2 separate regions of the Homo sapiens genome follow, and region 1 is linked to region 2. Evidence: chromatin contacts called from ENCODE Hi-C data. All regions are on one chromosome and are shown on one strand. The core of a region is the stretch at or near the end of the contact, and the rest is flanking DNA. Distances in the headings are between cores, read along the strand shown. Region 1 overlaps ITGA6 (integrin subunit alpha 6). Region 2 overlaps METAP1D (methionyl aminopeptidase type 1D, mitochondrial).

The links. A loop is a pair of places that touch in the nucleus more often than their neighbours do. Pooled maps may share reads with other maps.
Region 1: a pooled map shows a loop between it and region 2 (3-fold over the local background). The contact joins two enhancer-like sites. A Hi-C loop is called at or near these places in 2 of 168 maps with a recorded cell type or tissue (CD8-positive, alpha-beta T cell and naive thymus-derived CD4-positive, alpha-beta T cell) and 6 of 50 pooled maps.

Annotation. Positions count from the first base shown.
Region 1 is chr2:172,458,798-172,464,656 of GRCh38, forward strand. All of the region lies in intron 1 of ITGA6 (integrin subunit alpha 6), which reads left to right. It overlaps ITGA6-AS1 (ITGA6 and PDK1 antisense RNA 1), which reads right to left. Exons shown (of 2, transcript NR_157573.1): 2 at 5,465-5,777. PDK1-AS1 (PDK1 and ITGA6 antisense RNA 1) reads right to left here. Exons shown (of 4, transcript NR_199657.1): 4 at 5,469-5,777. Among named protein-coding and RNA genes, the nearest start is that of ITGA6-AS1, 4.3 kb to the right of the region's middle. Within about 2 kb of position 3,859, at least 17 of the 41 ENCODE cell types and tissues checked have a DNase peak (open chromatin) inside an H3K27ac peak, as active enhancers do.
Region 2 is chr2:172,009,584-172,015,316 of GRCh38, forward strand. All of the region lies in intron 1 of METAP1D (methionyl aminopeptidase type 1D, mitochondrial), which reads left to right. Among named protein-coding and RNA genes, the nearest start is that of METAP1D, 12 kb to the left of the region's middle. RefSeq lists an enhancer at 3,931-4,010. Within about 2 kb of position 3,613, at least 3 of the 41 ENCODE cell types and tissues checked have a DNase peak (open chromatin) inside an H3K27ac peak, as active enhancers do.

The sequences.
Region 1 (5,859 bases), core at 2,609-5,108, 450 kb after region 2:
GAACTGTAGGAAAACTTCTAGGCAAAATGCTTAGAATTTTGGGAACATGTTAAACCCACAGAATAAGATTAGGATCTGTTATGTAAAAGGCACAGTCAGAACAAAGAGCTCTTGAAGACTGCAAATGTGACTACTGAAATTAAAAATGTCAGTATAAATACCAGAAAATACAGTTGAAAAATCTCAGAACCACAGAGAAGGAGGGAAAATGAGAGAAAGGGTAGATTAACCCAGGAGGTTCACCACCTGACTAGTTAACAGAGGTTTCAGAAAGAGGACAGAAAACATACAAATGAAACGATCCACACACAATAAAAAGAGTTTCCAGGAAATTCATGTCCTAAGTCTGTGGAGTGAAAGAGGTCCCACATAGGCTCACCATCATGCTGTTGAGAATGCCTTGGGTAAAGTAGAGAACGTGGTGGAGCACGGTGGTTCACGCACTTTGGGAGACTGAGGTAGCTGGGGCCTCAAGGTAGGCGGATCCCTTGAGGCCAGGAGTTCAAGACCAGCCTGGTCAACATGGCAAAACCCCATCTCTAATAAAAGTACAAAAAGTAGCCAGGCGTGATGGCACATGCCTGTAATCCCAGCTACTTGGGTGGCTGAGGCATGAGAAGCACTTGAACCCGGGAGGCAAAGGTTGCAGTAGGTAGAGATCATGCCACTGCACTCCAGCCTGGGCAACAGAGAGAGACTGTCTCAAAAAAAAGAAGTTACCCTTTTGAGAGTCAGACTAACACCAGAATTTCCACTGGCAACACTGGATACTAGAATTAATTACAGCAGTGCCATCAAGGTTCTGAAGAAAATGTTTTTCAACCTGGAGTTTTACACCCAAACTATCAAGAGTGAGAGCAGCATAAAGACATTTTTGTATATGCAGAGTCACACTCAGTTTACCTGTCATATGCTATTAGGACAGTATTTAAGAAAGTAATTCAAACAAGGGGGAACATCAGATCCCAGATCAAATCCAGTTACCCCAGGATAGCCATGAAGGGCTGTTCCAGCATGATCCTGTGTAGCAGGCCCGGCAGAACATCAGGTCTACATTGCTGCAGAAAGGTCCAGGGGCTCTGAGAAGGGAGTGTGAGCCAAGATGAGATCCTGATTTAACGCGGGTATGGCTTGGGAGCTTAGAGAAGATTGAGGCTTGGATAAAGGTGAACAATAGAAGAAAAAAGAAAGGCAATGAGAAAAGCCAAGGAAAGCAAGAGTCATGGTCCAAATGTGAAGTACACAAAGCAATTGATAGAATGTAAGAATAGCAAGTCTGTTTGACCTTAATGCTAGGAACAGTTTCTTTTGAGGCTGAGGGCTTCTGATACTGCTCCCAGACAGAAAAAGGAAAATCAGAATACAGTTTGGTTCAGCACTGAGTAATACTTATTTGGCTATGTAAAAGAATAGATGACTGAATTGTGGTTAAAAGTCAAAATGTAAGTGGTAATAGGTCCTGTAAGTGTAAAGGTGTAGCTGGTAGATAGCAAGACATGGAGAAACTAAGAGGAAAGTTTGGAAGGAAGAATCCAAATGCTCATAGCTTTGTCTCACTAACTAGGGAATCAAGATTTCTGTCAAAAGTTGAAGGGAAAATAGAGGTTTAAATCTTTAAAACTCAGAGTAGCAAATAGAGGAACTAAATCTAGTTATTAAACATAGGATGGGAGGTGGCAGTTTGTTCTTTCCTTTTCATATTATGGGGCCAACAGTTATTGCCTAAAGCTGATAAATCAATACATATATAATAATCCAGAATTATGGAGAAGTAAATCCAGAATGAAAAGTAAGAGGTTTGTCCGGAGTGTGGGGCTTGGGATGAGTTTGGAATCTGTTGCTTTCTACCGTTAAGTCTTTTATTTTTTGATTTCCTATCATTTGTACTTATTACTTTAGCAAAAATTAAATTCTGAGTTTGAAAATGGGTTAAATGTAAAGGTGACACAATTGCCACATAATGCTACTTTCTAACTTTTTAGGTCTTAATTTGGACAAACTAAGCAGGCTGTGTTTTAAATTAAGCAATAATAGTGTTCTTGTTCTAATGGTGCAATATTTCATGTTTCCTCTGACCAGCTTGCATAGCTAGGGGCAGAATCTTTAATCCTTGAGGAAATGAATTATTGCCAAAGACAGTGAAGCAAAGCTGCCATTGTTCTTGGAGTTTTAAAAGTGTCCCAGTGTTTAGAACTTTTGATTTGAAGTATTTATGCAAAAGTATACCAGCTCTCTTTGGGGGAGAACTTGAATATATGAAACGGATGTGGCTTACTTGAAGAATTTTGAAATAACCTTGTGTTCATAGCATGATAGTGAGTCCTGAGTCTCTGTGCCCAGAGCTCTGATTAGACTCCAAAGACCTGAATTTATATCATATTCCCAGTTACTGTTATACTTATATCGTTAGATTTTTACATTCCATTTTAGTATCTCAGTGTTTATTTCTTATCGTTAAAGATGATTTTGTGGTTTTGAGTTTTGCCTTTTAAGTGTGGGTTTCTGATATGCTGAAATCCCAAGGCAGTTTTTATTTCGGTGCAGCTTTAAAATTCAGTGGAGGTCATTGTCCACTGGCCGGTTTTGAAATGATCTTAGTTCACACCCAGATTCTTGCCCTTTGTTTAGTTTTTCTTGCCTTGACCGCATATGGGAATAGACCTCTCAGGCTCTGCTCTGTTAATTTCTATCACCTCCCTACAAAGGCCCTAACTCATATCCCTTGGTCCCTGTGGCTCTGAAGGTCGAGTTGTCACATAGCTCTTTCCTCCTTCAAACGTACTGGGATGGTCAGTAATGAGTGCTGCAGCTGCCCTGGTCCTAGGAGTTGCTGTGAGCATCCTGGTAGTGCCCAGAGAGTACCTGCTTTTCACACTGAACCATCTGGGTGGCCTGGGCCCAGTTTTTGGCATTTAAGGGCCTTGGAGGGAAAGGGAAGAAAGCTGGAATTTGAGCATAAATTGGATTTTGTGTGGGCTGAGGGTCCTCCTAGGTGTAGACTGTCCCTCCTGGACCTGTACCCACTCTGCTAGCTCAGGAGCCAACCATGTCCTGAACAGCTTAGACCAGCACCCAGACCCTAAATGACCTAGATTAGGAAGTAGATAGGTTGTTCTCTGCTGTCATTGTTTGGACACAGCTCTATTTACCTTATTTATTGTTCCTGCTAGGCACAGCCTCAGCTAATGGGCTGTGATCTCCTGCCTTTAAGGCTGGTTCCAGGCGAATTAAGAGCCTTTGCTTGTTTCCCAAACCAGGGAGGGCAGCTTTACCTTGAGGATGAAGGCGCCTCCAGTTGCTGAATGTGGTTGGGGTTACTGTGTTCTCTCATCAAGGTGTAGCTTTACCTTACCTTTCGGTGATGGGTTCTGCCACCTTATCGCGGTGGGTCCCAGGAGACCGGGCGCAACTGGAGCAGGGGCGCCCTCTGCTGCTGGGTGTCAGCTCTTCCTCCCACGGCTGCCCAGGGGATTTGCAAGGGGCGGTGGAACACTCCTGCTTCCTCCATCCCCTGTGGGACCACCTGAGGTGGAGGAAGGACAGTGCCAGGACCATGTGCAGGCTGAGCTCGCCCAGAGGCGGTGCAACAGCTAACGTTATTCTCTGTGGGTACATTTCTCTTGTCGTTTGCAGGTCTCTTTTCGAATCTGTTGTCCTTTTTCCCCAAACCAGCCTGCTGCCCCCATCCTGCCATGTGGTCTGCTGTCATCTGCAGTAGCCGCCGCATGTAAGACACGAGGACCTCTTCTGCAAGAGCTTGGTGTGGGCATTTGTGAAATTTTGTCACCACAGCCCCTGTAACCAGCCAACAAATTCGAGTTAAATGCCTATTCTTTGTCCCACACGTATTAGTTACAGAGAGTGGAGAACAAGTGGCAGATAGAGGCTGAGGGAAGCCAACCCACTCTGAGGGACTGGGCATGTAAATGGGACAACCTCCACAGCTTTTTAAACCACAGGACACCCAAAAGCAGCTGTACCCTGCAGGACACAGCAGGCTACAGAAGCCTGGGGTTCAGAGGGTCTCTGACCCTTCGTCCTTTAGCGCTGCTGACCAGGCTGCTGATCCTCGACCCCTTCTTGTCACCCATTGTGTCCCTCTTCTCCCTTTTCTCTGGCTCCTTCCCTTGCAGCCTTTGCATATGCTGTGTTCCTTACCTGGCCACCTCCAGTCCCGCTGTCATCTCTTAGTGACATCCTCCCTTCCTCTCCAGCAGGTGCTGGTGCCCACAGCACTCTGTACCATCCTCTCATTGCCTCTAGCTCCCTGTGGTTTCATGACCTCATGACCTGTTCACGGATCAGGCTTCCCCAGGCCAGAGATTGAGGAGTGGGGGCAATTCCTTATTCATCCTAGGAGGCTCTTAATCAGCGTTTGTTGAGTGAATAGGTGAACGAATGTGGGAATGGGATAAACAGGAAATAAGCCCTGTGCCTGCCTTAGGTAACTTAGTAGCCACCTTGGGTGTGGGTGAGAAGAGGAAGTGGTTAGGAAGACACACAGTTAAGACAATGGGACTCCTGTGCTGCTTTTTCTAGGCTTCTCTTTGCTGGTGGTTACCTTTACAGGAAATCTCTTACCCAGCCTTCACTCCACCCAACTGCAATAATGCTTTTCTTCCTTCCCCTCTACTTGGCTCTATTATCTTAACTTTTATCAGCATACAGAACAGTTTTGGTTGTGATGTTTTATTTGTGTAAGTTTTGCCCTTTCAACTAGGTTGTAAACTTGAAATCCTGGGTTTTACTTCCTAAGCAGCTTTGTAAAGAAATGGAGACAACATTGCACCAAGATAATTTTTGTCATGGCCACCCACTAGCTGTGAGATCTTGGGGGATGAGTAATTAAGCTCCTCAAGGCCTCTGTTTCTTTATCTGTAAAACTGGAGGACTGGTCTCTCTCAGGGGCTTCCAGTGTGAAAGTCCTGGGGTTCTGGGCCTCTGATCCTGGCACCCCACTTATCCCTTCCAGCACCCTCCACATGACTCCACCTCTGACATCTGCCAAGTACAGTAATTTAACACATTCACCTTATAGTCTAGGCAGTTCACCTCCCAGGTACTTGTTTGTTGGCATTCCTGGGATCGGGGACATCACTGGAATAGGAGTGGAGCAGACCTGTGGGGACCCTTGTGGCCCCGGCCTTGCCTCTGTCCTCTGTCAAGAAGGTTCAGGCACCAAGGACACTGCTCCAGTTCCTAATTTAAAAGTCTGTGTGTCAGTTCTGTACCTTGGTGTGTGCTGTTTTGTTCCTTCAAATGTAGGGTGGGTTTGGAGGTGGGGGCTGACTGTGACTGTCCAGGGATCTGGGAGGAAGGACAGTGCTGGGGCTATGTGTTATCCATGAGCCACCCCTCCTTCTCTGTCTGGGCATCATCTGGCCCCCCTCCCTGCTTTCCAGGTACACTTGCCTCCGGTGGCACCTGCTGCATGATATTGGTTTAAAAAAAATATGTTGAATCCTTTATTGGAATGATTCCTTTATTGGGACCCAACAGGCATGAAGGTAATAGAGACTATTTGGTTTGTATTTTCATTTGTTTTGCTTTTGCTTCTGAGATTTGTGGGTTTCTTGATGGCCAGGAGTGGCTTGTTTTCTGTTGTAAGAATTTGTTGTTTGTACAGGTTCGTGTTCCCAGTCCTTTTCCTCAGCTCCAGCCTTGTTTCCAAAACTCTCAGCTCTTGGTTTATCTCTGTCCAGTCAGGTGTGTGTTCTTTGTCTTTGTTTCTTGTCCTAGTTGTTCCATGAGTCAGCCAGGCCTCAAAGATTGTAAACCTGATGGTGAGTAAAGGTGTTAGCAAAAGAGACCTAGCAACAAGGTCATTGGATCTCTAAAGAGCCTGTCAAGCTGTGAGAT
Region 2 (5,733 bases), core at 2,363-4,862:
AGATTCAAGATAGAAGAGCTATTGACAGAAGTAGCATTTCTAATATATGGAATTTAAGAAACTCTTACTATACCTTAATGTTAGAGTGGAAGACTGTAGGGTAAGAGAGGATTAACAAGAAAGTGAGATGGTGTCTCCATTTTAATCTGCTGCTTGTGTGTTCTGAATGTATTGGAGAGGGAAAGCCATTGCAGTCAGTTAGAAGATAATGGCAGAAACAGAAGGACCTGAACTAGGGTAATGACTGCGGGATGGAAAGGGAGAGATGGATGCCAAGGAAATGGTACAGAGGAGAAATCATCATGACCTGGTGGTTTGCTGGAAAGGAGACCCGAGGAAGGGAAGGGGCATCAAAGCAGAAAAGGAGGAGTTGGCAGGAACAGAGAACTTAGTAGGGAAAAGAGTCTCTAAGATGAAATTGCAGGATGACTAAGTATCAGTGAATTTGGCCACTAGTGATGATGGCGGCTTGGAGCAAAATTTAGCAGTAGAAGGAGCTTGTGAAAAGTGACAGTTGGTGGTGGTTGTAGAGAATTGTGGAGGGGTTTTTTGTCCCTTCTTTTTTTTTTTTTTTTGAGACAGGGTCTCACTTTGTCACCCAGGCTGGAGTGCAGTGGCGCAATCTCAACTCACTGCAGCCTTGACCTCCCAGGCCCAAGCGATCCTTCCACCTCAGCCCCCCAAGTAGCTGGGACTACAGGTGCACACCACCACACCTGGCTAATTTTTTGCATTTTTTGTAGAGATGGGGTTTCACCATGTTGCCCAGGCTGGCTTTGAACTCTTGAGCTCAAGTGATTGGTCAGCCCACCTTGGCCTCCCAGAGTACTAGGATTATAGATGTGAGCCACTGCACCCAGCCCTTTTTTTTTTTTTTTAACAACTTTTTTCCTTCTTTCCTTCTTTCCTCTTTTTTTTTTTTTTTTTTTTAACAGAATCTCACTCTGTCACGCAAGCTAGAGGACAGTGGTGCAATCTCAGCTCACTACAACCTGTGCCTCCGGGTTCAAGTGATTCTCCTGCCTCAGCCCCCCGAGTGGCTGAGATTGTAGGCGTGTGCCACCTCGCCTGGCTAGTTTTTGTATTTTTAGTAAGAGACAGGGTTTCGCCATGTTGGCCAGGCTGGTCTTGAACTCCTGGCCTCAAGTGATTCACCTGCCCAATGTTTTTTTTTTTTTTTTTGAGATGAAGTCTCTGATCTTTCACCCAGGCTGGAGTGCAGTGGCATGATCTCGATCTCCACTCACTGCAACCTCCGCCTCCCAGGTTCAAGCGATTGTCCTGCCTCAGCCTCACGAGTGGCTGGGATTACAGGTACATGCCACCACACCTGGCTAACTTGTATTTTTAGTAGAGGTGGGGTTTCACCATGTTGGCCAGGCTGGTCTCTTAAACTCCTGACCTCAAGTGATCTGCCTGCCTCAGTCTCCCATAGTGCTGGGATTACAGGCGTGAGCCACCGCGCCCAGCCTGTCTGTTCAATCTTAACAGCTTTTTTGAGATATAATTCACAGTCCATACAGTTCACCTATTTAAGGTGTATAATTCAGTGATTTTTTAGTATATTCAAAGAGTTGTGCAAGCATCACCACAATCAGTTTTACATTTTTATCACCCCAAAGAGAAACCTCTTACCCATTAGCAGTCACTCCCCAATCTGCCCATCCCCTCATCCTTAAGCAACCACTAATCTTTCTGTTTCTTTTTTTTTTTTTTTTGGCGATGGAGTCTCACTCTGTCGCCCAGGCTGGAGTGCAGTGGCGCGATCTCGGCTCACTGCAAGCTCCGCATCCCAGGTTCATGCCATTCTCCTGCCTCAGCCTCCAGAGTAGCTGGGACTACAGGCGCCCGCCACCACGCCCAGCTAATTTTTTGTATTTTTAGTAGAGACAGGGTTTCACTGTGTTAGCCAGGCTGGTCTCGATCTCCTGACCTCGTGATCCTCCTGCCTTGGCCTCCCAAAGTGCTGGGATTACAGGCGTGAGCCACCGCGCCCGGCCTAATCTTTCTGTTTCTATAGATTTGCCTCTCCTGGACATTTCATATAATGGAATCATACAACATGCAGTCTTTTGTGACTGGCTTCTTTCATTTAGCATGATGTTTTCATGGTTCATCCCTATTGTGGCATGTGTCAGTTTATTGCTGTATAATATGCCACTGTATGGATATATCACATTTTGTTTATCCATTCACCAGTTTGTGGACATTTGGGTCATTTCTACTTTTTAGTTCTTATGAATAATGCTACTATGAATATTTGTGTATGTGTTTTTCTGCGGACATATATTTTGTTTTGGTTTTGAAATAGGCTATGTTTAGATGCAGAGGGAAGCAAAGAAACTGGTAAGGATGTGGTAAAATTACCACATCCACAAGACAACGTTTATTAAGTACTGAAATATTCCTTTATGAAAGTTAACTCTTGCCATCCCTTTTATCTTTCACATTTAGAGTCTATATTATCACAACCTTGTTTTTCCTTTGAGTCAGCATTGTGATCATTCTGGACGTGGGGTCCCACACACCCTGTCTCTGTCAGTAAGATTATGATTAAGATCAAATAGAAATAGGTCAGGAGAGAAAAGAGCTCCCTGGCCTTATTCTCCTCAAACTAGCTGATGCTCCTGAATACCAACCTCTTTAAGAATTGATATTTCAAAGGACAACTCCTCTCTGTGGTCTTCTGTCCTCTCTCCCCTACTTTATGCTCTGTGCATAGCAGCTGTTCAGGACATCGCCCGAGCGCAGGGGCACTGCAATCAGAAAAGCGAGTGAGGGACACAGCAGGAGAAGGCTGTTCTGGGGCTAGTGAGTGGGAGACGGGACAAACAGCTAGATAGCAACGTGATGGCTTCACCATGGGGTGAAGCGTGGGGGAGAGTATCAATTACCTAGATTTTAAAAAGAGAGCCCTTGAACACCTCTGTCACTGGTCACTTTTACCAAAGCCTTCTAACTTAACGGAAGGAGATGCTGCACTTTAAAGAAAAATCACAGCTGCGGAAGACAGTCTCGCAAAGCCAGTTTTTGTGGCTTAGTATTTTGGGGTAGCTTGTTTCATGAGGGTCAGATTAATTTTCTAATGTTGTTTTCTACCTTAATGTTACTGCTTTAATCATTAGAATGCCACCAGTTCCTTCAGGCAATAGGAAGCTATTGAAGATTTAATGAGATTCATACTGCTTATGCTTAAATGTTGATGACTTCCTGCATGCATATTAATCATTCCTGACCTTGATCTCAAATTCCTTCCCGGTACAAATTCTCATTAAACATACCTACTAGATCTCCCAGTGTTCACTGAATACCTGGTTTGTTTCCAAAAGTACATAAAAGAACATTAAGTCTCATGTTCGGTATGTGTCAAATGTTCAGTTCCCTTGTCTGATTTGTTTTCCAATTCTTATTGTGACTGTAAATCTGGAGAATTTAGGGGAAGAAAAATCAGTAACTCTTAACAGGGGATTTAGCCTAGTTTACAAGAGTATATGATCTGTGCAGCAGACCTTGAACACAGCTAATTGCTTGTCTAGGTCAGTATGTCCAACTGGCAACTCTCAGAGCCCATCCAGGCCACAGAGCATTTCCGGGTGGCTTGTGTGTGCGCTCCGGCTGTCGAGCAGCAGGACTTGGCTTCTGTCCCCGGCTTCGTTGGCCCCATCTTTTAGTTCAGGTCCACCCCCTCCTGCCTCAGAGGCCTGGGAAACCCAGCCTGGCCACCTGGTGTCCTCATGCCCAGCATCTACGCATCTGCCCCAGTTGTCCCCTCAGCCACCTTGGCAGATTTCTTGACTTAACAGTTCTTCCCTGAACTAGGACCGGGGGCAGGAGTTATTAGAGAAGGGAGAGGAAAGGTGACAGGTCTCAGGAGTCTGAGGGAAGATGAAAGTGAGAGCGAAGTAGTGTGGGAGAGAGGGGGATCACATCCATGGGAGAGAAAATAAATATGTCAATATTAGGGTGGTGAGGCCTGTATACAAAGACAGGATGGCAGGGAGAAGAAGTAGGCAAGGACATAAAGGGGCTTGGGTATGCAGATGCTGGTCACTGAAATGAGGAACAAAGGAGGGAAATTTGCGTGTGAAAGAGGCCACATGTGAGAGAATAGAGAGAGCAAAATGACAGCTTTGCTTGGCAGAACGTGACCATGCACAGCATTGGGAGACACAGTCTGATGAAGCATTTTTTCCAATTTGTAAATATATTTATAACAAAGAAACATTATACTTTTTTTTTCTTTTTTTTTTTTTTTGAGACAGAGTCTTGCTCTGTCACCCAGGCTGGAGTGCAGTGGCGTGATCTTGGCTCAGGGCAACCTCCGCCTCCTGGGTTCAAGCGATTCTCCTGGCTCAGCTTCCCGAGTAGCTGGGACTGCAGGTGCGCACCACCATGCCCAGCTAATTTTTTGTATTTTTTAGTAGAGACGGGGTTTCACCATATTGGCCAGGCTGATCTCGAACTCCTGACCTCAAGTGATCTGCCTGCCTCGGCCTCTGAAAGTGCTGGGATTACAGGCGTGAGCCACTGCATCTGGACTACTTTTTTTTTTGAGAGGGAATCTCACTCTGTCACCCAGGCTGGAGTGCAGTAGCAGGATCACTGCAACCTCCACCTCCTGGGTGCAAGCGATTCTCCTGCCTCAGCCTTCCCAAGTAGCTGGGATTACAGGCACCTGCCACCATGCCTGGCTAATTTTTGTATTTTTAATAGAGACAGGGTTTCACTATGTTGGCCAGGCTGGTCTTGCACTCTTGACCTCAGGTGATTTGCCTGCTTCAGCCTCCCAAAGTGCTGGGATTACAGGCATGAGCCACCGTGCCTGGTCAGAAATTTATTATTATAAAAACACAAAGAGATATATACTTAGCATATTACATTACATTGGGATTATTTTAGGTTGTCCCAAAGGTGTAGTCATTTGATTCAGAGGCATAGCCTGCTTCTGACATGTTGGTTGTTTAAAATGTGGCCTGTTCTGACCAAGAAGTTGGACAGTATTGGTTTTGATGACTATCTTGCCACTTATTTTTTACAATGTGGTAATTTTTACATCCAGATAGTTTTTCATCTTTTTTTCTTTTTTTGAATCAGAGTCTGGCCCTGTTGCCCAGGCTGGAGTGCAGTGGTGCAATCTCGGCTCACTGCAACCTCCATCTCCCGGGTTCAAGAAATTCTCCTGCCTCAGCCTCCCGAGTAGCTGGGACTACAGGCGCCCGCCAGCACACCCGGCTATTTTTTTTTAGTTTTAGTAGAGATGGGGTTTCACCATGTTAGCCAGGATGGTCTCGAACTCCTGACCTTGTAATCCGCCCACCTCAGCCTCCCTAAGTGCTGGGATTACAGGCGTCAGCCACTGCGCTGGCCTAGTTTTTCATCTTTTTAAAGCACATTTCCGCTGATATAATTTGACTGGATAGGTGAAAAGATATCCATTTTGCAAAGTAGATTTTTTATATTTAATGATCAAAATCTTTATCTTTTAAAAACAATTTTTATAAAATAGCCACAAAATTTCATACCCTTTAACTTATTTACTTAATTCCACTTCTAGAAATCTATATTTAGAAAATAATTAAGTCGGGCGTGGTGGCTCACGCCTGTAATCCCAGAGGTCAGGAATTTGAGACCAGCCTGGCCAAAAATGGCGAAACCTCGTCTCTGCTAAAAGTACAAAAATTAGCCAGGCATGGTGGCGCCCACCTGTAATCCCAGCTACTTGGGAGGCTGAAG